5 separate regions of the Homo sapiens genome follow, and all the other regions are linked to region 3. The links are chromatin loops, found by intact Hi-C in ENCODE. Cell type or tissue: dorsolateral prefrontal cortex. All regions are shown on one strand. Region 1 overlaps ELAPOR2 (endosome-lysosome associated apoptosis and autophagy regulator family member 2). Region 2 holds the start of GRM3 (glutamate metabotropic receptor 3). Region 3 overlaps GRM3 (glutamate metabotropic receptor 3). Region 4 has its middle 43 kb from the start of GRM3. Region 5 overlaps GRM3 (glutamate metabotropic receptor 3).

Evidence for each region. Hi-C counts contacts between places; a loop is a spot of excess contacts. Peaks named below come from ENCODE experiments on the same cell type or tissue, not always from the same donor. Only the 100,000 strongest peaks of a DNase experiment are listed, where the experiment ranks them.
Region 1: it touches region 3 in a loop (2.7-fold over the local background); 6 of 110 quality-filtered maps call a loop at or near these places.
Region 2: it touches region 3 in a loop (4-fold over the local background); 5 of 110 quality-filtered maps call a loop at or near these places.
Region 4: it touches region 3 in a loop (7-fold over the local background); 10 of 110 quality-filtered maps call a loop at or near these places.
Region 5: it touches region 3 in a loop (4-fold over the local background); 11 of 110 quality-filtered maps call a loop at or near these places.

What each region holds. Positions count from the first base shown.
Region 1 is chr7:86,902,499-86,907,498 of GRCh38, reverse strand. The region is part of intron 18 of ELAPOR2 (endosome-lysosome associated apoptosis and autophagy regulator family member 2); the gene reads left to right. Among named protein-coding and RNA genes, the nearest start is that of GRM3-AS1, 100 kb to the right of the region's middle. In dorsolateral prefrontal cortex, a CTCF peak has its summit at 2,091 (motif pointing right); no DNase peak of the experiment used is centred here.
Region 2 is chr7:86,642,492-86,647,491 of GRCh38, reverse strand. GRM3 (glutamate metabotropic receptor 3) reads right to left here and starts at 3,583. Exons shown (of 6, transcript NM_000840.3): 1 at 2,620-3,583. In dorsolateral prefrontal cortex, CTCF peaks have their summits at 2,407 and 2,616 (motif pointing left); DNase peaks (open chromatin) are centred at 2,152, 2,561, 2,661 and 3,631; H3K4me3 peaks cover 5,000 bases; H3K27ac peaks cover 5,000 bases.
Region 3 is chr7:86,812,267-86,817,266 of GRCh38, reverse strand. All of the region lies in intron 3 of GRM3 (glutamate metabotropic receptor 3), which reads right to left. Among named protein-coding and RNA genes, the nearest start is that of GRM3-AS1, 11 kb to the right of the region's middle. In dorsolateral prefrontal cortex, a CTCF peak has its summit at 2,069 (motif pointing right); no DNase peak of the experiment used is centred here; H3K27ac peaks cover 3,126 bases.
Region 4 is chr7:86,598,800-86,603,799 of GRCh38, reverse strand. No RefSeq gene overlaps it. Among named protein-coding and RNA genes, the nearest start is that of GRM3, 43 kb to the left of the region's middle. RefSeq lists an enhancer at 2,567-2,656. In dorsolateral prefrontal cortex, a CTCF peak has its summit at 2,689 (motif pointing left); a DNase peak (open chromatin) is centred at 2,679; H3K27ac peaks cover 1,105 bases.
Region 5 is chr7:86,665,401-86,670,400 of GRCh38, reverse strand. The region is part of intron 1 of GRM3 (glutamate metabotropic receptor 3); the gene reads right to left. Among named protein-coding and RNA genes, the nearest start is that of GRM3, 24 kb to the right of the region's middle. In dorsolateral prefrontal cortex, a CTCF peak has its summit at 2,445 (motif pointing left); no DNase peak of the experiment used is centred here; H3K27ac peaks cover 5,000 bases.

The sequences.
Region 1 (5,000 bases), 90 kb before region 3:
GGTCCTTGTACAATCTAAAGACTTCCTAGCCTCTTGTATGACATATTCTTGTCCTGTTTGTGTTAAGTGTCTAATTCTCTTGAAGAAATATAAAATTAATTATATTGCTTGTATCCCTGTATTTATTTTATTGTTTAGCCTGAATTTCCTTGAGAGCTGGATTAGTAGCTTTCCTGATTATGGTACTAGATCAACAATTAACTAGCTGGGTGATCAAGATTAAGTAATCTAACCTCTGAGTCATAGCTTTTTTCTCTGGAAGGGTATGGGGGCCAGGGTAATTTATATTATCGATTTCTAGCTCTTCAGTTTATTGATTAATGGTGGCAGAATCACCAAGGTAAGTCTGACTTATAAAATACATAATGTGCTTCATTTAACACAAATTAGCATTAAGGCAATAGCCCTCTATAGTGAAGATCTGAATAATGCAGTTCGCTTTGGATGGGAAAACAACAAGAAAACAATTTTGTAGGCTCAGAATTGTCAACTTAAATACAGACTGCTTTAATAGCATGAGTGACACTTGAATGCCTCCTCAGTTTTATTTTTCAGATATTCATTTTTCAACATGAAGATTATTTATTACTTTATATTTTATTTTAAAAATTATTATTATTTTTAAATTTTTTGTAGAGATGGGAATCTCCCTACATTGCCCAAGCTGGTCTCAAACTCCTAGCCTCAAGTGACTCTCTTCTCAGCCTCCCAAGCTGGGTTGGGATTACAGGTGTGACCCATTGCACCCAGCCAGATTATTTATTTCTAATCTTTGCTGAGTTAAGATACCTTTGGATCATAGCTTGATTTGCAGATTTTTTTTCTCTATCAAATTAGCAAAAGTATATATTTTTAAAGAGAAAATGATTATATTAATTTTGTTTTTGATAGTTTCACAGTAACCCTTGGGAGATTTTAACCTGTCCTGCTTATGTCACATCAGGATTGGAAATCAGTGGTGTAAGCATTGCTTCAACTACTTATGTATCCTAAAAATAGTTACAGGGGTAACACAGTATTTTGGGCTTATTTTTGGGCATAAAGGCATACTGACATTCTCTTTTCACCAACTGCGTGTTTCCACTTCTCATAGACCTATGATTTAATTATTCTTTTTACCTGTTCAAGGTGAGAGATGGATGCAACAAGAGTAGTACCTAATAATAATAAAAGGGCATCCTGTGGTAGAGGATCCCTCTGCCAGCCTCCAAGCTAGAACCAAGGCAACAAGCCACCCTCCAAGGAAAGGTGTGGTCAGAGATTCTAGCAATAAAAGAGTGTGTCTTTCATCATTTTCTAATATGCCATCATACAGTTCTGAGTTCAGGTGCTTATTCTATTTACTACAGCACATCTGGGGGCCATATTGTGAACCTAACAATTAACCTGTAGTCTCTGGGAGTCTACTTCAATAGCTTCCAAAGCCTCCTCCAGGCCTCTAACTCAAGTAGATGATGTTAATGAAGATTAGGTCTGTCCTTTAGGAAACACATCACTCTAACTCTCGTAAGGTGTGTTCTGATGCTTTAATTGTAATAAGGAAAATAGTCTCCTGGAGTTAAGCGATGGCATGTAGAAACTGAATTTTTCCTATTTGGAGAGGAAAACTTGTTTCTCCTTTGACCTCCAGGAATCTGCCACTTAGGGAAGTAAACTATCTTTGCCAGGTTTATCAAGATGACCTGCAGCAGAATACCTTGGGGTATCTATTTAAAAAATTAATTTCTGGGCCTTCCCTAAAAATATAGAATCTTAGATGCTGAGCATAGGAACATTTTTAAAAACCACAAGGCAATTCTGATGTCTACTGAAATTTGTGAACCAGATTTTTTCTTAACTCACATTTTGGATTTTTTTTTTTCTGAGACAGATTCTCAAAATGTATTCCAAATTTTAGTTTTATGAAAAGCTAATTTAAAATGTGACAGTCTAAAGGGTGTAGTCCTTCAGCCATGTTTGATAAATCTTCATTTAGAGTTGTGATGCGCACTGAAGTGTGCTGACCACTACTTTAGGGAGCTGCTTGAACACTACAGCTTAAATGTGCTGACCTTTATTTCTTTCTTGAATCAATTTCCCATCAGGGCACAAGGGGGAGCTCGGAGATCAGAACACGAGAAACAGCAGCTTTCCTGAAATTATTAGGTTTTTTTGTTTGTTTGTTTTGGTTTTTTTTTAGCAGTGAGGTTGAATAAATATTTCCTACTGACAGAAAAAAAAAAAAAGTCAACATAGCCCAGTTTCTCAGGCTATTTTTTAAGAGGACTTCTTCTCTTCTCTTCCTCTCTCTCTTTCTCTCTCTCTCTCTCTCTCTCTTTCTCTCTTTCTTTCTTTCTCTCTTTCTCTCTTCTTTCTTTTCTTTTCTTTCTTTCCTTCCTTCCTTCCTTCCTTCCTTCCTTCCTTCCTTCCTTCCTTCCTTCCTTCCTTCTCTCTCTCTGTCTTTCTCATTCATTCATTCATTCATCCATTCATTCATTCATTCTTTCAGCTTTAAGATTTCCAGAGTGGAGGGAGGGAGATGCTAACCAGACACTTGCCTTGAGAAGCTTCATAAGCTGACCAAAAAGTCTCAGAAGGAGACTTTGGTAGTGCAGAAGGAATGCCACCCTCAGGAAATCTCATTTCTTGGCCAAAAATCTTGGCAAGCCAGGCAAAAGTTTACTTTAGCAGTAGCAATGTTGGTTGGGGTTTTATATCTTGGTGTCCTGGGAAAATGTCATAAGATCCCCAGACCTGGGAAAGTGAGAAAGTCTTAATAGAAAGTGAAATGGGCAGGAGAAAGGGGGAAATATGTGTTCTTTGTGTATCACCTGAGAAATTAGAGGGAACAGCAAATTATCTGGGCTGCCTTCTCATCTGCAGCTGGAAACACCAAGCTGTCTATTTGGTCTGGCAAATGTAGTTGGCTTCTAGTTCCATAAAGTGTCTGGAGGGTATGAAACATTTTAGATAAAAACGGTACAGTGTTTGTGGCAGATGTAATCTGACAGCTGGAGTGAAGTTACGAGATTTTCTAGTGTAGTTTGCACCTTGAGCAGAGAATAAACTGCTAGCACAATAGGCTGCTGATATTCCTAAATATTAATAGATGCCCCTAAATAGATGGCCCTCTAGCCTTTGCCTAAAAGGCTTCCCAAACCTCTAATCATTATCTCAGGGAGATAGAGGAACTGAAGGCTCTCCTTTTATTGGGAAGAATTTAGACCTAAGCATTGTGTCCAAAGGGTTCTTTTAAAAACATGAGACATTTCTGTTAGTGAAAATGGTATAAAAAGGCCTTATTAAAAAGCAGATAAAGAGAAGCATTTTTACTCTGATAATAGAGGTGCCACAGCATCCACAAGATCCTTGAGTCAAACACATTGACTTTACAGAGCAGGAAACACTGATGCGCCAGGTTGTATAGCTGCAGTGTGGCATAGTCACGATGGAATAATTTTCTAACTGTGTGGTTTTTTCATGCCATAATGCTCTCATCTTGCCATTTTTTCATCCAATTCCTCATGGGCAGAGATTTGCAAAGAAGCACACTAAGTTAGAGGCAAATATCACACTTACCCCAGAGGATAACTCAACTGACTTACAAGTTATTGGTGCCTTCTTTTAAATGAGTCATCTTTCCTCAAACAGGGTCTTTATTGATGCCACCAGTTAGAGGAAAATCATTTTTTTCTCTCTGTCAACTTCTGACTATATTTAACTGCTTGAGTAGTTTATAAATCAGCCTAAAATTGTTTTGCCAAAACCTCCTTCAAAATCCAAATTCATCTCCATTATCAGTATAGCCTCTGGGAATATTGAATCTCACAAAAGGAACGCTTCACAGTTCTGTCCTGTTATATTCAAGGGTCAAACACTCCAGGGGTTTATTTCACAGATTCCAATTTAGAGTCTCTCTATCAAATTCATCAGATCTATTGGATGCTAATGTAGTATTTTCTTTGGTCTTTGGGGAAGGACTGTTAAAACCAAAATATGTATCCATTTTCAGTTCTTAAGAGACATGGAAGGATGATTGGTAAAATGACTTCCCTTGTTTTCTTTTTCCCTAGAACAATTTATAGACAGATAATAGATATGTAAGTCTGTGCAAGTTAAATTAAAAAGGCAATTTAACTCAAAAGACCAAAACCAAATACGTTCTTAGAATATTAAAAAGTAAAAAGGCATATAGATGCATTATGAGCATAAGTGAAAACAGCTAAAATCCATTTTGATCAAGAAATGAAAAAACTAAAACAGAATTGCTAAAATTATATACTTCAGACACTAATAAGTACTCTTAAGACATGATATAAAAATCACAAACCATTCTTAAAATTTTCAGATCAATTTTGAGATAAGGATGATAATTATTTTATTTCATTAAACAAGATAATCTGAAGAGAAAACTAAGGAATGTCAGTTAATTTAGTTTGTCTCGGTTTTGATCTGATGCTGGCTTTTGGTAGTTAACTCAGGATAGAGTCTTTAGAAAGGGAGGTTTTGCAGGAGAATGATAGAATTTTGTAAACCTGGATCTAAGAACTATGCATAAAAAATCTTATGTTCATATTCAATCTGTTGTGATATTCTTGTAGAAGACACTGGGTTCTTGTCACACATCCAGGAAAGAGTAGGGTTGCAGACACTTTGAAGGGTGAGGGGTTATGGAATTTATTGGGCGAAAAGGAAAAAGACTCAGCCAAGTGAGAGGGGTTCCTGTTAGCAAGCCCCCATCTCACAGACTGAATCCTAGGTTGCCACCCAGGAATAAGAGGGGCCAGACTCCTCCCCCTGCAAAGGGTGCAAACTTCCCAAGGCCCCACCCCATTCTTCCAGTGCCAGTCTGATTGGAGGTTTTCTGTGGAGCCCTTTTTACTTGGCTGTCTCAGTCTGAATGTTTGTGTCTCCCCAAATGCATATGCTGAAATACCATTAATACTGAAGTGATAGTAGTAAGAGATGGTGTGTTGGGAGGTTATCAGCTCATGGTGGCTCTCCCCACATAAATGAGATTA
Region 2 (5,000 bases), 170 kb after region 3:
CGTAACTGAATCCTGCCCTCCTTGTTTTACAATAGTGATTAGGTATTCATTTTCATTTCTTTTGTTTAGTAGAATATTGGGATGATGTTTAGTGCAGGAAAACAATTGGAAAATTCACCCCCAAGCCAATGTGCTACATTTTGGCAGGAGGTAGCTAGTATCCTGGAAAAACCTCATGCTTCATTTTGCGACTGATCACTATTAGAAGAATGGACAAGAAAGACAACAGTTTTATTTGGCAAAAAGATAGTTCGACATGAAATAAAAGTGAGGAAAATGTACCCAGGGAAGTTGTAAAATGTTATTGCTGAGAATCTTTCAAAATAAGAACATCTTCAATTGTGTGATTCCAGCTAATCACCTGTCATAGAGAAGTGAAGCAGTGAGCTTTTGACAATTATCCCCATTCTTTTATTCAATACAAATATTAATTTCAACTTAAACATAAAGCTCAATCAATTTCGTTATATTTGCATTTGTTCAACTTACCAATTTTAATTACAGTGATATAAAATTAAAGATGAGCTCATCATTTTGATATGTGTAGTTGTGGGTTAAATCATCGGATTTATACTCCTTTTCACATGTATACCACAACTTTTTAAAAAGCCCATTGTGCAAAAATAAGTAGGTCACAGAGTATATTTTAATTATAAGATTTTTTTGTGTGTGTGGCTTTCCACACATTTTCTTGTTACTGATCATATATTCCTGAAGTTTGAAAAATACCATTCAATTTAAATAAATAGAAAGACATCTGTTTCAAGCTCCAAAGTGTGGCCTATTCATTGTACTGGCATAATTTTCTATGATTTAGGTTTCACATTTCACTGGTAAGGGCCTAACTCATAAAACCACAGTTTTATACCTAGATATATAGTATCTAGGGGCAGGAGGGGTTTCAATGCTAAAAGGTATTGTTGCCATATTCTTTTTCATCTAATAAAGGTAGATATTCTGGAATTTCATTGTTTTATTTGTTAAGGTATAGGTTTCAAGACTTCCTTTCCTCATTTTCCATCCTGAGCTCCTGTGTTACTCTGAACATAAGATAGCCTTTGGGCATGTATATTCAAAATATCTATGTACTCCTGCTGGGTGATCAAAACCCAATAAGATTGACAGCTAAAGTCTACAGGTGTAAGAAATCTTTGTAAATATAAAACACTACCCATTGTGAAAGGAAAAGTATTACAATAATTTCTGGCATACAATAGCTTCCAAATATATTCAAATTCTATTGGGCTGATTTTAGAAACAAGGTACGTAGGAATATAGAATCATATTTATTCATTAGAGTGTCCTAAGCATCTTTGTTAGGAACTGTTATCCATAGTTTAGCATAGTGGCAATCTAGATTACTTTAGTAATGCCTATATTGAATATACTTCTGCAAACAATTAGAATTCAGAGAGGAATCTTAAAGTGTGTGATCAGATAAACCAAAGCAGACTCCACCCCCTAAACTCCCTCCCACCCCCCCCCACCCCCCCACCCCCACCCCCCCGCCCACCACAAAGAAACATACTGTAGCTGTGCTGGACAGTTCTAAGAAATTCAAGCAAAGAAACTCTAAGGAACTATTGTTGGTACTTAACTCACACCTACCTCAACTCACATTAACCTCAACTTTGAATATTCCAATATGTACCTACATATAGACCCCAAACATATCTATTACTATTCAAATAGTAGAAATATTTTTATAAGCAAATTAGTTGAGTCCTTAACCAAAGATCTTTAGAGGTGTATAGTTTTGTTTTTCAAAATTTACAATATCTAAAATACTTAAAGTGGGAGAATCCTTCCTTAATATATTTACCTAAAAGTGTTGTACCTTAGAGAATTGTCCACCTTTGATAACCCAAGGAATAACTAGAAAGAAATTTAAATGAAATCCTTAAGAAACAAGCTTATTGGATATATCACCTAGTCTATTTTTGGATCGCAAATCTCCCGCCCTCTCTGAGTTATCTCACTGTCAGATAAGAAAATGGAACAGGGTCGATGAAAAGATATGCTCCCTGTCTGGCTTTTCGATTTTTCACTCAAGCCAAAAGGAGCAAAGGGCAGTGAGTTAAGGCTCCTTTCCAACCCTGCTTGCGGGAGGGCAAACCTCTGGCCGCCTCCGGCTTCGGAGCTTATCTGGGCTGCATGGACCAGGTCTCGCTGACCGTTGCCCACCTCTGCCTGCAACCTCCACACCCACATGAAACCGCCCGTATCCACGGATTCCTGTGCACAAAGCCTTAGGGAGCCCCCAAATAGAAACAAATTCTGAGCCCAGAGCTGAGATGGAGGTGGTTGGCTGATGAGACTGGTCTCTCTGGGGTCTGCGAGTGCTAGTTCGTCCCTTCACCTCTCGCACCCTGGCCGCAGATCTATGCCCTGAAATCTCCCTCCTCCCAGACACAGACGTGGGCGCACACACACAAACTCTCACTCATGCACACCCACATCGCCTCTGCCCTCCACCCTTCCCACTCCAGTCAGGACTGTAGGGACTGGTCCATGCTCTACCTCAACTTTCCCGGCTGCGCCTGCCCCACGCGGCACCCGAGCTTCCGCGCCCTGGCTGGGCGCCCTCCAGAGGGACACGTCCTCCTCTGGGACCCTTACCTCGCACCGACAACTCCTGGCAGGAACTGGAGCTGACCGCGGTGGCAGCGGCGGCGGTGAGCCTGCACCCGGGCTCTGGCTCATGGTTGGTCCTCCTCATCCGACACAAAAGAGGTAGCTTACTGGCTTTGTCCTTTCCAAATCCAAGGGAGAACTTATTTTGCCCTCGAAATGGCCAACTTGTGCGCGCAGCTTCCTGTCACAGTGCCCCCTGCCCCTGCCCCCTCCCGGCTGCACGCTGGACCACTGCCCGGTGGCAGAACATCCAGGCATCCGAGTCAGTGGGGAGTGGGAAAACGGAGGGGTGGAGTAGAAGAGAGGGAGGAGGTTGGGGAAAGAGGGGACCCAGTGGTCTTCCGCGGAGGGGAGGGGAGCTCTTCCCAGCCGAGTCCCCTCCTCCTTCTCTTATCAGGCAAACCCACTTCCTAGGCGCGGAAGCAACTTTCCTTCACCTTGACCAGGCTGAAGCCGTCGCATCTAATTGGGACTCTTGGCAGAAGCACGGACCTCCTGGCATCCTCTCCTTTTCATTCTTTCCTCCCTCTCTCGTTCTTTTCCCTCCCCCACCCTCCCTCTTATAAGGGTATATCTGCAGAGTCTTCAGTGAGCCAGGGTACCTAGACGAGAGGATTTTTATACGAAAAGCCAGGGTAGATTTGCCGACTGCTTTGCCTCACTCTGAAATCCTTAGGCAGTGCATGCAAAGGTCGGTGAATTTCGGAGTGGGGTGAAGGGGCATGGGGCGGTAGGGAGGGTGGCGGCTCCAACTTTAAAGCTCTGCTAGAGCGCTTGGCTTTCAGGTAAGCAGGGACTAACAGTCCTTACAAGAACTCTCCTGTGGTCCCTGGGCAGGGGGCTGACCGCATGCCAGAGGAGATTAGGAGAGCGGGAGCAGAGAGGGAGTGTGAGAGCCAGGGAGGCCGGTACGCAGCTCAGCCGTACTCGCGACTCAACTGCACACTGCGAGCCCCTGGAGAGGGTTTGTGCAGAACAATCTCTGGGTCAGGCGGGAGGCAGACGCTCCTGTTTCCTAGCAACCCTTATCAATCTTCTCCCTCTGAAGGAATTCAATTGGACAGCCCCTGGAGAAAAGCCACGCCCATCCGGGAATGCTGGGCTGCTGCTTTTTCGCATTCTCCCAAATTTCTTGGGTGGAATAAGATTATAGGGGACTGCTGAATTATCTTTCTTCTTATCCTTTTCTGCTACCACCTCGCCTCTTAAAGCTACCCCCAGCACCCCCTCATTGGTCCTTCTCTAGTCCTGCTATGGTTGTCGGATACAGTCAATGTTTCCTACAGAACCTCTTCTTTCTTCTTAAAAATAAATAAATAAATAGGAACCTTAAATCGGTGACGTAGGCACAAAAGAGAAAAAGGCACGCGGAAACAGCTTTAATAGGCTGCCAGCTACAGATAAAATCCTAAAGGTAAAATTCCAGGCATCTTTCTATGTCTAGAAACACATACTGTTTAATTTCCAAATTGAAACTTCATTAATTTTTGTACTCTAATATACTAACTTTGTATTAACCAAGGACTGAATTATATGAAGCCAGACACAATTAAACTTAATGCTTTAAATGCTACATTTAGTCTTTAATATTTAATGTTAAGTTGTTTAACAATTGCTGTCTTTTGTAACCTAGCCAGAACTTTTAAACTACAGAAATAATTTTACCTACTGATTCTTTTAGAGGGACAGCAATATTTAAAAGACACATGTGCATATATATATATATATATATATATATATATATATTTCATTGTGAACTCCACTAGATCCAGAAATTTGAATATATTAAAAAATAAAGTGTTATTATATAGTGAAATGCTAAAATTTTAGAAGTCCCCCTTTCAACGTATTCTTTCTGGAATGCAATAGCATTGACCACGTACAAGCAAAATTCCTCTTCCTTTGTGTTTCATTAGTATTTTCCAGCATGAATTGTTCACCAAAAAAAGATCTTTATAGGAATTTAATTTTAATTTTAAGAATTTATTTACTTTTAACAATGTCTGCCCAATAGACAACTGTATATCAAGGGGCAATGACATGAACATGAGAAAGATAAAGATTTATACACTGCAAGGCTTCAGATCCTCATGAAGCTGTGTGGGTAGATTTTGGTCTCTTTCAGAACGTTCCAGAAGACATCATTTTGCGCTTCCAAGACCTTATCAGAATTAGCTGGGATTGAGAGAAGTAGAAGAGAGCTGATGTTTTTGTCTCACACACACAAAAGTAGCTGATGTTTGCACAACGGAAAGTGCTGATAAACTGCACTCCATAGTCTGTATCTAGCTGTTAACTAAGGCTTGTGGTGAGTAGAGGCTGAAATGCTGAGGCAAATTATCAGTCTGTTATCAGATATTGCCTGA
Region 3 (5,000 bases):
CAATTCTAGGGAGATAACATTAGAAGGGACATGTAAAGCATTTAAGGTTTCTTGGAGAAAGCTATTTATAATTTTTAAATTATTGTGATAATTATTGGATAATGAAGAAGCTTAAAGTTAAATCTGATCTACACCTTGACAAGCTTCATTTCCCCTAAGCTCTGCCCATATTCCCAAATCGGAGAAAATAACAAGATTATTTTTCTTTTCATTTTACTCTTACCATACCAACTGTTTTTTTCAGTTTCCTTGGCTGAGAATTTCTTGCTCTTACTTCTAAATATGGAGAACCTCAGGGTTCTGTTCTGTGCCTTTTTCTCTTTCTTCATCTTTTCCCTGAATGATCTTAATCTATTTCCTGTCAGTTTAAATACACTGCTAATTCCCACACTTATCTCTAATTCAGAAATGGCCTTTCAAATACAGACTCGTAAATCTTACTGCTTATTAGGCTGTAAATTCTTGAAGGTAGGAATTGATGTCTGGAGTAGCATAAAGGCACATGCAAGCATATGTTCATCGCAGCACTATTCACAACAGCAAAGACATGGAATCAACCAAAATGCCCATCAACAGTAGACTGGATAAAGAAAATGTGGTACATATACATAATGGAATACTACACAGTCATAAAAAGGAACGAGATCATATCCTTTGCAGTAATATGGATGGAGGTGGAGGCAATTATGCTAAGCAAACTGCTGCAGAAACAGAAAACCAAATATGCATGTTCTCACTTGCAAGTGGGAGCTAAACATTGAGTACATATAGAACACAAAGAAGAAAACAACAGGTACTGGGCCTACTTGAGGGTGGATGCTGGGAGGAGGAAGAGGATCAAAAAACTACCTATTGAGTACTATGCTTATTACCTGGGTGATGAAATAATCTGTATGCCAAATCCCTGTGACATGCAATTTACCTATGTAATAAATCTGCACATGTACCCTTGAACCTAAAATAAAGGTTAAAAAAAAAGTGCTTGTCGCTTAGTAAGCTTCAAGGAATGTTTGTTGAAAGGCAATAATAGCCACTGGATGGGGAAGCACTATATTTTTCTTTGTTTACCCATTTAATTTCTGAATGCTTCTGCCTTGGCTGGAGTGCCTACTCTGCAAATGCTACCTCTCTGTCAATGCTTAATTCAGAGGCCACCTTCTCCATGAAACAATGTATTCTTTTAGCTAGAATGACTTATACCTTCCAGGTACTCATGAAACTTTACCTGGCCATTCTTATGGTACTTAACCATGAATGAATTATTATACGAATAATAGAGTCAAATAATCTCAATGCTGAGCATATTTGCAATGAAAACCACATCTTACTCCTCACTGCCCCAGTCTGGAATCTTTCTACTACACTGAATCATTTCATCTTTTTATGTTTGTTCTTCTGTAACATGAGTTGGCAGTAGGATAGACTAAGAGATGATTTCTGTTTCTGATATTTGATTACCTATAAATAAAGAGACATAAAACAAGGAGACAGGATAAAGTCTGGTTTGCCCAAGAAAATACTAGTCTGTGCATGTTCTGGCATAGTTATTCATAGTGCTTCTTTTCACTCTCATAAGTGGCTGGGTTGGATGATAAAGTATATGTTCACTTAATCTATAAGGGTGTAGTAAAACACAGCCTGTGACTAATTTCGAAGTGCTTTGTGTACTGAAAATATAAAAGGAGAATAGTAATATGAAATTGTGTATAATGTAAATAATTTCCCCAGAATTTGTATTTGCATATGATGGTAGAAACTTGACTACCCTTACTTTCTTTTGTATAAGTTGGGGGAATGGTATTTATTTCCTTAACAATCTATAGGGTTACATTTGCAAAGGGAACATAGCTCAAAATCAAACATACCAGTCAAAGGTTATCTCTTTCATGGCTTGACAAAATCATCAAAGGGGGACATTGGCATTTGAATATGATGTAGAGGTATCCATAGATGAGCTTCCATATGTGTATCTCAGCCCTTTCATTGGTTTTGTCCTCATGAGGTTTCTAAAGCATTTTCCTAATGTGAAGGCAAGCTCCTGTAAGTAGATACGTGTTCTGTCCAGCAGATGGTGCATTTGACGCAAATTGTTCTTTTTCCCGTTCCCCCTCCTTTTCCCCCTAAGAAATTAACCACCAGGTTTCTGCCAGAACCTGCCATGTTCAGGGTGACATATGATGCTGTTAAAATAAAATATAAAGGTTAGAGAAAGATCAGTAATAAGTCCTAAATTGAACATAGATTTCAAGAAACTACCGTTAAAAGAGTCTAGAAATTAATAGTCCATAATATGATGAAAAACCCAGCTGACATCAAAGAAACTTCTTGCCTTCTTTTTAAAGAATTCTGTTTAATGCATAATTCACTGAGCCCATGAAACATTCTGGGAAACTTTTGGATGGATATCAGCCTTTTAATTCAAAATTATGCACTCTGGGAAATGACTGGCGCTGAAAGTGGCAAGCCTACTAGATAATTTACACCAGCAATCAAATTGCAATTATAAAGAGATTAAAACATGACTTTAAAGAGCCTAACTCCACCCTCAGGGCTACTAGCTATTTGGTAAATATAGCAAAGGAGCCTGTAATTAAAGAAAATGTGTAATTAACAATTTCGACCCTCTTCAGCTTTGTTAGAGTGACACTATAAAATTCCAAGAAAAAGTGAAGAAAGCCTCATTTAAAAAAGTCCATGGCAGTTAGCTTTATATCTTCAAGAGAGTGTATTTCTTCTGATATTGTCTACCACATCCTCTAGTAGTCTTTTTTTGAAGTTTATGTTACCCTTGGTTTTTAGTTCTCATTGATATATGGGAGCTAAGCTATGAGGATGCAAAGGCATAAGAATGATACACTGGACTCTGGGGACTTGGGAGGAAGAGTGGGAGAGGGCGAGAGATAAAAGACAACAAATATGGTGCAGTGTCTACTGCTGGAGTGTTGGGTGTACCAGGTTCTCACAGATCTCCACTAAAGAACTTACCAAATACCACCGGTACCCCAATAACTTATGGAAAAATAAAATTAAAGAAAAAAGAATAGCTTGAAGGATTTTCAAATCCATCACTGGAGACTGCATATACAGGAGGTGAGTACATTCAGACTGTGACCGCAACAGAGCCATTAAATTGGGGGTGCTAACTCTAAGGCATAGGCTTATGAAGAATCGGTGTCTTCTCTGTACATCTTCTGATCGTGCTTATAGATGATTTATAGTCTACTTTCCTTCAAGGACTTTTTAAAAAGCTGTCTAGTCTGGAAAATTGGGGGTTAGAGGATAAGCTCCAGGTAGGAAGCTAGCCAAATGATTTAGTGGGAAAGATGATCTTAGCCTTTTCTCCTGGGTGCCAATTCCTCTATACCCTGTCTCTGCATGCATCCTTTAGGTTCTTGCTCTCAGCAAGTCTTGTTCAATTAGGGTTCTAGCTGGTAAAATGTCACCTCTCTTGGGAGGTCTTAAATTGCCAAGGTATTTTCCTTAAGAGAGGAATAAAATTAACATGATCGTATAGCAGGTGATGATGCCCAAGAGTTCTGGCCACCATGACATATCCATACACCTCTTAGCTAACATCTGGAACATTAATAGGAACCAATGTGTGGCCTGTTAAACAACACATCTGTGTAGTATTATACATTTTTCCTGTAAACTTCCTTCAGTGCTTAACTCATACTTCATTACTTTCTCTGATTTCAACCAAGCTAGCATGCTAAGGTGAACTCAGATGATCAGGCTAATGTTAATAACGCTTTAAAAATAAAAGTTGATTAAAAATTCAACTGCTGTTCTCTGTATCCTGAGGTAAATGACTGCTTAAGTGATGAGAATACACAGGCTTCATTCCAAGGACATTTAACTCTGCTCCTTGTAGGAACTTGACTGGACTCTAAACAGATTGAGAGATTAAGATATTTTGGATGATGTGCAAGATGCTTCATTTCTAAAGACCCATGAAGCTGGAAAAGTGTTTTCAGAGACTCCCAGAAACATAATTAATTACTGAGTTAGGCCCTTAGAGACAGGAACTGCTAAAAGGCTGATATGAACCTTTTATCTAGTTAATTAGCTTTACAGGGAGAATTTTGCGCATTTAGCTGATGGGTATAGATTTTATTACTTGAAACACAATACAATTTATTTTTATGTTGTACTTTTAAATTAGAAGATTAAAAACAATATTGGAACTCTGAAATAACTCTAGAAGTTCTGATGATAATGAGGGGCACTGTGACTAGACATCATTCTCTCAATCATATTATATCTCTAAAGGAAAATAAAAATTTAAGTGTAGTGCCCTCCAAATAGGCCAACTCATTCATGATAAGAAACTTGTGGTGTTACTGAGAAGTTTAGTTGTTCATTACATAGAGCAAACTGGGTCTCTAGATATGAATGAACTGGCCTCTAAAAAGCTATTCATATATCCCTTTGCTCCTAAGTCCTAAGAGACTGAGAGGAGTTTGTGCCAACAATCCTATCATTTCCACTAAAAACATAAAGTGGTAAAATGAGAATATTATTTTCTCCCCAAATAGACCAATTTTTCCACAACAAATATCTGCTGAGATGCAATTACCTTTGATATGCCCGGCAAATGCTGTGAGGAATTTCTCAGCAGTTATATTCTCCTTCACAACCTGGATGCTCACTTTAATTGTGTTCAGATTCTAATGGGCTTTGAAACCAATGGATCATCAGTGGCTTGGAACAAAAGTCTCAGGAGTAATATTTTTACTGAGAGTAGATTTTAAATTCTTAACGTTAATCCTAACCTTTTTTTGGAATTAACACCTGGTTAACAGGCGTCAGAACTAATACTGATTCTGTAGCCACATACTCTAAAGTTTCTCCCTTTTTTTCAGTTGCTTTTCTTGTCTCTTAATGCACAAGCACATCTGTACAATTTCATAGGCCTGTCCCACACTGTATCAGGCAATCCCTTGCCTTGCCTTGAGAATTAACTAAGCTCTCCAAAACTTAATCTAATATATGCATTG
Region 4 (5,000 bases), 210 kb after region 3:
GCAAACAGGGATCTTGACTTTCTCTCTTCCTGTTTGGGAGCCCTTTATTTCTTCCTCTTGCCTGATTACCCTGGTCAGAACTTCCAATACTATGTTGAATGGAGTGGTGAGAGAGGACATCCTTGTCTTTTGCCAGTTTTCAAAAGGAATGCTTCCAGGTTTCACCCATTTAATATAATGTTGGCTGTGGGTTTGTCATATGTGGCTCTTATTATTTTGAGGTATGTTCTTTCAATACAGAGTTTATTAAGAGTTTTTTTAAACATGAATGGACGTTGAATTTTATCAAAAGCCTTTTCTGCATCTATTGATATAATAGCGTTGTTTTTGTCTTTAGTTCTGGTTTACATAATGAATCACATTTATTGATTTGTGTATGTTGAACTAAGCTTGCATCCCAGGGATAAAGCCTACTTGATCATGGTGGATAAGTTTTTCAACTTGCTGCTGGATTCACTTTGCCAGTATTTTGTTGAGGATTTCTCCACAATGTTCAGCAAGGATATTAGCTGGAAGTTTTTTTTTTTATTTTGTTTTGTATCTCTGCCAGGTTTTGGTATCATGGTGATGCTGACTTCATAGAGTTAGGAGGGAGTCCCTCTCTTTAATTTTTGGAATAGTTTCAGTAGAAATGGTACCAGTTCTTCTTTGCACATCTGGTAGAATTCAACTGAATCTGTCTGGTCCTAGGACTTTTTTGGTTGGTAGGCCATTTATTTCTGTCCCGATTTTAGAGCTCATTATTAGTATGTTCAGGGATTCCATTTTTTCCTGGTTCAGTTTTGGGAGGGTGTATGTGTCCAGGAATTTTATCCACTTCTTCTAGATTTTCTAGTTTATGTACATAGAGGTGTGGAGTCTAAGTCTCTTTGAAGGTCTCTAAGAACTTGTTTTATGAATCTGGGTGCTCCTATGTTGGGTGCATATATATTTAGGAGAGTTAGATCTTCTTGTATTGAATCCTTTACCATTATATAATGCCCTTCTTTGTCTTTTCTGACCTTTGTTGCTTTTAAGTCTCTTTCATCAGAAACTAGGATTGGAACCCCTACCTTTTTTCTGTTTTTCATTTGCTGGGTAGGCTTTTCTCCATTCCTTTATTTTGAGCCTATGTTTCTCACTGCATGTGAGATGGGTCTCTTGAAGACAGCATTTCAATGGGTCTTGATTTTTTATCCAGCTTGTCGTTCTTTGTCTTTTAATTGGGACATTTAGCCTATTTACATTGAAGGTTAGCATTGATATGTATGGATTTTTATCTTGTCATCATGATGTTAAGCTGGTTGTTTTGCAGACTTGTTTATATGGTTGCTTTATAGTGTGACTGGTCTTTGTACTTTAGTGTGTTTTTGCAGGGGCTTTCCTTTCCATAGTTAGTTTTTCCTTCAGTAACTCTTGTAAGGAAGGTCTGGTAGTAACACATTCCTTTACCATTTGCTTGTCTGAAACTGATCTTATTTCTCCTTTGGTTATGAAGCTTAGTTTTGCCAGATTGGATTTTTTTTTTTTTAAGATGTTGAAGATTGGCCCCCAATCTCTTCTGGCTTTAGGATTTCAGCTGAGAAGTCTGCTGTTAGTCTGATGGGCTTCCCTTTGTATGTAGCCTAACATTTCTAGCTGCCTTTAATTTTTTTTCTTTCATTTCAACCTTAGAGAATCTGATAATTATGTGCGTTGGAGATAGTCTTCTTGTGAAGTATCTTACTAAGGTTCTCTGCATTTCCAGAATTTGAATGTTGACCTCTCCAGCTAGGTTGGGGAAGTTCTCATGCCTAACATCCTAAAATATGATTTTCAAGTTGGTTCCATTCTCTCCATCTCTTTCAGGTACACCAATCAGCTATAGATTCGATCTCTTTACATAATCTGACATTTCTCAGAGGTTTTGTTAATTCATTTTCATTCTTTTTCTCTATTCTTGTCTGCCTGTCTTATTTCAGAAAGCCAGTGTTTAAGAGTCGAGATTATTTTCTCTGCTTGGTCTATTCTGCTATTAATACTTGTGATTGCATTGTGAAATTCGTGTAGTGTGTTTTTCAGCTCTCTCAGGTCAGTTATGGTCTTCTCGATAATGGCTGTTTTGTCTGTCAGCCACTGCAATGTTTTATCATGATTTTTAGCTTCCCTGAATTGTGCTACAACATACTCCTTTAGCTCAATGAAGTTTGTACCTATCAATATTCTGAATTCTACTTTGTCATTTCAGCTATCTCAGCCTCAGCTTGGTTCTAAACCCTTGCTGGAGAGATGATGCAGTCATTTGGAAGAAAAAAGGCACTTTGGCTTTTTGAGTTTTCAGTGTTCTCATGCTAATTCTTTCTGATTATTGTGGGTTTATCTACCTTTACTTTTTGAGGTTGCTGATCTTTGGATTGTTTCCTTTTATCTGATTGGATGACATTAAGGATTTGATTGTGGTATAAGGTGGACTCAGATGACTGGCTTTGTTTCTGGGAGGTTTTAGGAGGCCAGCGCTCAGCTCCCAACTCCTAAACTGTATACTCTCCCTGGGGGGGAATTGTATTGGGCCCCAATTTTGTTCTCTATCTCCTTGGGGTTTGGAGTCCACTGTGCTGGTGGTGCTGAGGTGCAGCAGCTGCAGCTGAGTGCTAGTGGATCCCAGGGTGCCTGCCTCCCTGTGGGTATTCACCACAGTAGCAGAGGCAAGGCAGCTGATAGGGAGTGGGAGGCCCCTGCTGGAAGCTGTGTGTGTTGTTGCACTAGAGGTGGTGTTGGCGTAGGGCAGTGTGCTGGCTAGTGCAGATTTGGGTGCCTTCTCTGTGCTCTGCAAGCAGGAGTGATCAGTTAGGGTGTGGGAGGATCCTCTGTTCTCTGCACAGTATTAGCGCATGGGTGGGATGCTGGAAGGCTGGCTGGCTCTGTTCCTGCCAAGGCTTCATCTGCAATGACGGTCAGCAGGGGTGGGAGGGGTGTAATGCATTCCTGCCTGCTAGTGGGGCAAGTAAAGCAAAATCCACCTGTGTAGACATGCATCAGCAAAGTGATGTGAGGAGTTGCTGTGGGCTCAGGGGAAGCTGCAGCATGCAGAGGGAATGTGTGGGCTGGTGTGCGGCAATAGGGGCTGCCTCGCTGGAGCTCTCCACCATTCAGGCATGGTCTGCCAGAACAGAAACTATGGCATGGGCCCCCAGGGCACCCAAGACTGCCCTGTAAGCAGGTGTGTCTAGGCTGGGGCTCCATGAGAGGCAGCTGACCAAGGAGCGCTCAGGTTGGAGTAGCCCTATCTGATGTTCAAGGCCACCCTGAAGAGATCAGGTCTGACACCTCCCCTAGGACTAAAGTCTCTTATGGGAGCAAGTGCAGCCTAGACGAATGGCCATCCCTGGCCATACTCTGCTACAGATGTTCCCGCACCAAACCCTCTGGGCTCAACATCAGCTGGCTTACTGCCCCACCACTTTGCTTGTCTCCTGGGGGCTCTACCCCAGAGAGATGCAGGTCAGCAATTGCTCAGTGCACTCAGGCCAGGATGGAGGGTCTGTGCTGTGGACTCAAGCCAGGGATTCCCTGTTTGGCTACAAGCAGTTGGGCTTGCGTGGTTGCATGGGAGACAGACTGGCCTCCTCTCCTTGGGTGAGCAGCAACTTGTTGAAGGTGTTCATAAGGCACTTAGGGTCTTTACTCCTTTATTAGTTTGAGGGCAGCAAGGACAGTTTCACTGAAAAGGCAGTAGCAGAGAGACTTTCAGTTGCCCCTTGAGGCTCTGTCCAGGGAGTCACTGAGTTGCTACTGCCCCAATAGCTCTGGTTAGGGGTGTCTAGAGGCCTAGAACTGCCAGGTGAGGATATATGGGAATGGGCACATGTAACAGTCTGGCCACTTTTCCACAGGGCTGATGTAGTATTCTGGGGTTCCATTCCAGTTCGTAGTTGCCTCAGACTTTCCAGTACCTGGAGTTATCACCAGTGAAGGCTATGAAACAGCAAAGATGGCAGCCTAACCCTCCCTCTGGAAGCTCTGTCCCAGGGAGGTACGGGCCTGTTTCTAGACTGAATTCACGTGTAGGAGGTGGCTGGAGACCCTGGATGGGAGATCTCTCCCAGTTACGAGGAATGAGATTGGGACCCATTTGAAAAAGCAGTCTGGCCACATTTTCATAGAGGAGCTGTACTGTGCTGGGGGTCTACTTCAGCCCCTGGTCACCTCAGACACTCCAAAGCCCAAAGGCTGGAAAAGCTGTCTCCCAAACAGCAAAGATGGTGGCCTGCCCCTCTCTCTGGGTGCTCCATCCTAGGGAGGTTTCAAAACTGCATCAGGTCGGGCGTGGTGATTCACGCCTGTAATCCCAGCACTTTGGGAGGCCAAGGCAGGCAGATTACTTGAGGTCAGGAGTTCGAGACCAGCTTGGCCAACATGGTGAAACCCCGTCTCTACTAAAAATACAAAAATTGGCTGGGCGTCATGACGGGTGCCTGTAATCCCTGGTACTCAGTAGGCTGAGGCACAAGAATTTCTTGAACCCGGGAGGTGGAGGTTGCAGTGAGCCGAGATCGCACCACTGCACTTCAGCCTGGGAGACAGAGTGAGACTCAGTCTCAAAAAGCAAACAAACAAAAACCAAACAAACAAACAACAAAAAAACTGCGTCAAGTGGAGATCACTGGTGGGGGTGGCTGAAGACTCCAGCTGGGAGGTCCCAGCCAGTGAAGAGGAATGAGATCAGGGACCTGCTTGATAAAGCAGTCTGGCCATGATTTGGTAGAGCAGCTGCGCTGTGCTGAGGCACTGCCTCCGTGCTCAGTCAGCTCAGACACTTCAAAGCCCGAAGGCTGGAACGGCTAAGTCACCCAAACAGCAAAGATGGTGTCCCCTACTCCCCCACCTCCAGGGGCACCATCTCAGAAAGATGTAACACTGCTCCCAGCGGCTGGCTGGAATTCCAAGCCAGTGGGTCTTATCCCGTGAGGTGCCAGGGAAGTGGGGTCTGCAGATGGTCGCTGCTCAGCCCCGTGGATTCAGCCTCCTTTTTAGGGGTATGT
Region 5 (5,000 bases), 150 kb after region 3:
ATGTGAACTTGGAATTTGGGAACATGATTAGAGGTAGAGCACTAGCAGTTACCTGCTTAGATGTTGATAGATGGAGCCACATGAGTAGGAAAGATTCCTGACTGAGTTTATCTTGAGTTCTTTACCCTATTTGAGTTATGAACTCTTTTGTGAATATGATGAGAGCTATGTATTTCCTTGCCAGAAAAATGTGCAAACACACAGGCACAAATTTTTGTAGGCCTTAGTTTAAAATATCTTGGTATCAAAAGAAAAGAGAGCTGACAAAAGAACATTGTAAAATACTTACATTAAGGAAACAGAATTAGGAAAAGATGACACAGTGATAGAAAACAAACCAGGGTAATGAGGGTGCTTTAGAAGATGCTTTGAAATATTTAGAGCTACAGAGTGTTTCAAGTGTCTGAGAACTGAGGAGAAGTTGTTGGATTTGGTGATCACTAGATTTGGAATGTGTTGCTGATCTAGGACTAGGAAAATATTCAGTAGTGTGGTGGGGACAGAAATGAAACTACAGAGTGAGTTAAGGAGTAAATAGATTGTGAGACTAAGTTGAGATACTTCATTGAGAGACTAAGTGTATTCTGTTCTTAAGCTTAATCATAAAGGTAAGAAGAGAGCAGGGATTTGAAGGAATATGCAGTTTGAGGAAGATTTTTTTATATAATTAAAATATTGGGCATGTTTTTAGACAGAAGAGAAGGACTTGGAATGGAACAAAATATATAAGAGAAAATACTTGTTGTGAAATGTCAGTTATTGTTTCCACATTCAACGTTACTACCAACTATGGTTGCACTTTTGGAAAACAAAATAATACTTCTACAATGAAGACAGGAACTCACAGCTAAGTCTTAAAAGGATCTACTTGTGAGATATAGGAAAACATTGAAAAACAGTACTGTGTGAAGAGTAGAAAAATGTGAAGATTTTCCAGTCTTAAATCTGGCTGAAATCTTGTCACAGAAAAAGAGACATGATTATGGACATGTCTGAGCAGAGGCGCTCTTGATAGCAGAAGCTAACTATTGTTGTTTCAGAGTTTTTAACACCTGTTCTTTCCCTAGTTCTTAGTGTAGTGTTTCTCAATTGGCTGTCCCCTGGAATCATGTGAGAAGATTTGAAAAATACTGATGACTGGGCCCCAGCCCTAGTGATTCTGATTTAATTGGAGTGGGGTGAGGTGTGGGCATGGAAAGTTTTTAAAGGTGATGTTATGTGCAGCCAATGTAGAGAACCACTGTTTCAGCACATTCACTTTGGGCTTCGATTTGATTACATATTCCATCTAGTTATTTTCTGTAGGTTGCTTGAGGAAGACATGGTCACCAGCTAAAGTCTTGAGTCTTAGATGACTCCATGGAGAAATACTTACTATCTTGGGATAGTAAGACAGGAACTTTCCATTTATTTATCCTTTTAACCAGCTTAATCCAGGCTTTTCACCCACAGTTATGAGAAAGCAAACCCTAGCAGGAGCTTATTCTCTGGACATTTGTAAATTTCACGCTCAAGGGAAATCTAAGGATAAAGCAAGGTTCCCAGAAGATATACTTCCTCCCATTTCTAAAATCACCACCTGATGATCAACCAAACTGCAGGGAAAACGACAATAGTTTGCTTTTGGTTGGGTAGACAGTCTATGCATGGCAGGTGGGAATGAGCCTCTTCCTCAATGACAGTTAATCTTCCAGGGTAGGAGCAGTCAGCCACAATTCTATTTTCGGAATATATTTGCAGGGTAAGTCTATATTAGGCAGTAATTCACTTTCCTCTTCTCCTCCTTCCCTCCAAGTTTCTCTGCCCTCTAAAGACGGGGTCATTAGAAAGTGTGAGAATTGCCCAAGGATTATATGAAGTTGTGGTAGCTGAAGAGAATGCCTCATTAGCATGTGAGAGAAAAGCCCAAACAACACGATCAAAGGGTGTTAAATCAGTCCAATGGGGTGGATAGAGGGGGTGGTTAGAATTAATTTAAATCACTTTAAAGCCAATGTGAATGAAAGAAGAATTATTTCCCTAGTAGCTATTTAGCCTGCAAGTGAGTGAATGTATGTACATTTTCATGTGAATATAGACTTGATTACCTAAATTTGTTCATAATGATGGCCTAAATAACAAAAAAAAAAAATTTTGACATTTCACCTGTTCCTTGGAAACCAGAAGAATCCTAAGGAAGCACGGCAGGCTAAGGAGAATATCTGAAACAGTATATTATAACATGCTACTCTTACTAGCATAGCAACAATTGAAATAATGAAGATACACAAAACAGAGCAACAAGATTAGGCACACCTGAGTTAAGAATCTAATGAAATCACTTTTAATTCATATCCATAAACTGGACAAAAGTTTCCCACCAAACGGGGTCAGACTTGCAGGAGACTGGGGTGGAAGTGGGTAGGAAGGAGAGCAGGAGAGAGCTTTGATTAGCTACCCAAAATCTCCCTTTAAGTCAACAGTTTGGCTCCCTCCGGTGTCTGCTTAAAGAGCCTTCTGTTCATTGAGTGGGTGAAAGTGACTAGAAGGTTTGGTAGGTAATTGTATTGGCTTGCAACCCAAAAGACATGCTAGTTGGTATTACAGGATTTTGTGCCTTTGTGCACCAGCCAGCATTTCTCAAGAGTACACCGTTAGAAGGGCCGAAATGTTTCTTCAAAATTTCCTGGAGGGTGGGCCTGGGCAGAGGTGACTAATATAAAAGATTGGGGCCAATGCACAAGAATGATTGTTAGCCCTATTATGCTCTATTGCTAGAGCATACTCAGTTTTACCTTTGCTGTCCATCCCCACTCCAGGGAATATCTTGAGAGCAAAATAATGCAGTGTGAACCCCCATTCTTCCCAAGAGTAGCTGGAATATGATGCTGTGACTATGTTGAAAACTTAGTCACATAGAGAGATAATATGAGTAAAAGCTTTGCTTAGTGTTTATTGTAATAGCCTACCTCTACTTGATAAAATCAGAAAAATGCAGAACTAAAAAACAATCCTAAAGGATAAATTGAGATTCTTACTGTGATATACACTGGTATTTCTTAACTAAAAGCAAAGCAATCAATACATAATATTATATATCTTAAGCCACAGGTATTTCCCTTCTCTCTGCTTTAGGGACCTGGTTGAATCATCCACTATTCTATGCCCTTAATTCTGCAACAATCTGGGCCAGTCAGGCAACTCTACTATTTAGGTCAGATGTGCAAGTACTGCATTGTTAGTTACCTGGTATATGTAGAACATCAGTCATTTTACAAAATAATTTTCAGGGATTTTGATATTTGCAATAGAGAAGATCCACAAGTCTTTGATTTGATAAGTTGCTTCCTGCTGCCTCCTTCCTGTCAGAGGTACTGAGCTTGAAAATGAGATCAAACTTCCAGAAAGAAATATGCTTTATATAAATGTTCCCACTCATATTATTTCATAGTCGCCTATGACAACCTTAGCGTCAAAGATTTATTCTGGGTAGTTAAGTTATACAACAAAATATCTGATGTAAATTTTGGCAAGAAATTCACTAACTGGATAACTTGCCAGGAACAGGTATCCATATGGGATAAACAGAAGTCATGAGAACAGGTAAGAACCTGCTCACCAGGGGTTGCATCTCGAATTAGTTTCCTAATTTGTCCAAACAAAATATCATTAAGCTCATCAGTGCCTCAATCTATCTTTTTAGTAAGATGTGCTTCATAAACAAGTCAATTTTCTCATTAAAAAAATAGCTAGTTTGGATCCTAGAATTCATTAGAAAAAAAAGCGTTCTGAAACTTGAAGAGCTATTTGGAGAATCTGAATAATGAAAACAAATAAACAATAACAAAAAACATCTGGCTTTAAAAGATCAAGTTCTGTTTCATGTAACTTCCAGAGAGGGATAGCTACTTTTAAATATAAAAATCCCTTACATAACATCACTTAGCTTTTAGTTGATAAAATACCATAAACATATTCATGATTCCACATATTAGTTCTAAAAGACTATGTTACCTTTAAGGTTAAGTATGTTAATCCTGAAAAAGGTGATGGTTTGTAGATGAAGTCAAGTTTTTGGCTGTTGAAAAGGCAACATGGCTTCTTGAAGTATCATTCCATTTGCTTCTGTAAGTAAGCTATTTTCCGAAGTTAATATTGAGAAAAGGGAAGCTAATCAGGTCATTTTCTGTAGTGAGATACAACATTGTTTCCCTCTATAAAATGGGTTATTCCAAAAATTTTATCCTAGGTTCTTCTGCTTATTAAGTGAAGCTTAAAACCTCTAAAGGATTATTTGACTTTCAATAACTCATGCTTTTGTTAAAATACATTTCAACTTGCTCCTGTAATTAAGATTAACATCTTATTTCTAACTTCATGACTCTCAGAAAGTTATGATTACAATATAATTTAGATAAAAATGATTAGAGGGTAAGAATATTCACAAAATGTGAATGACAGAAAATGTGTCTAACAGCCCACATTATTGTGTAGTCCTAAAACTTGTTCTTCCTAAGATTTTGCCTAATGTAAGTAAACGTCTGACACTCTGAGTTAACATTTAAAAATATGCTTTAGTTTCATAATCACTGCAGTGCAGAAGTTATTAAAGCTACAACAGTTCAGCATAAAAGAAGCCAGGAAATTTTCTGCATTATTTGGCTTCCTTATAACGCATGATAATTTATATAAAATTCTCATTTTCTTACTTTTAGATCACACATAGAATCTTCATAAACAGAAGAAGTATAACATATGGTTTATAGAGAAGACTATAATATGCATGGCAGGATCTAGAAGGAAAATTCCATAAAAATAAGTAGAAAGCATTTGATTAATGGATGTATTTTAATTAACATGCAGACGGGATTATGAAAGAGTTGAATTAGTGTGATTGATAGTAAGATATTGTTACTACTAGGGCAAAGAAAAAGAAATTTATGCCAGTGGATGTTACTCTAGGTGCACATTTGGTTTAGCATTGGTAGAAATCAGTTTATATTTAATAAGCACCTATCAAG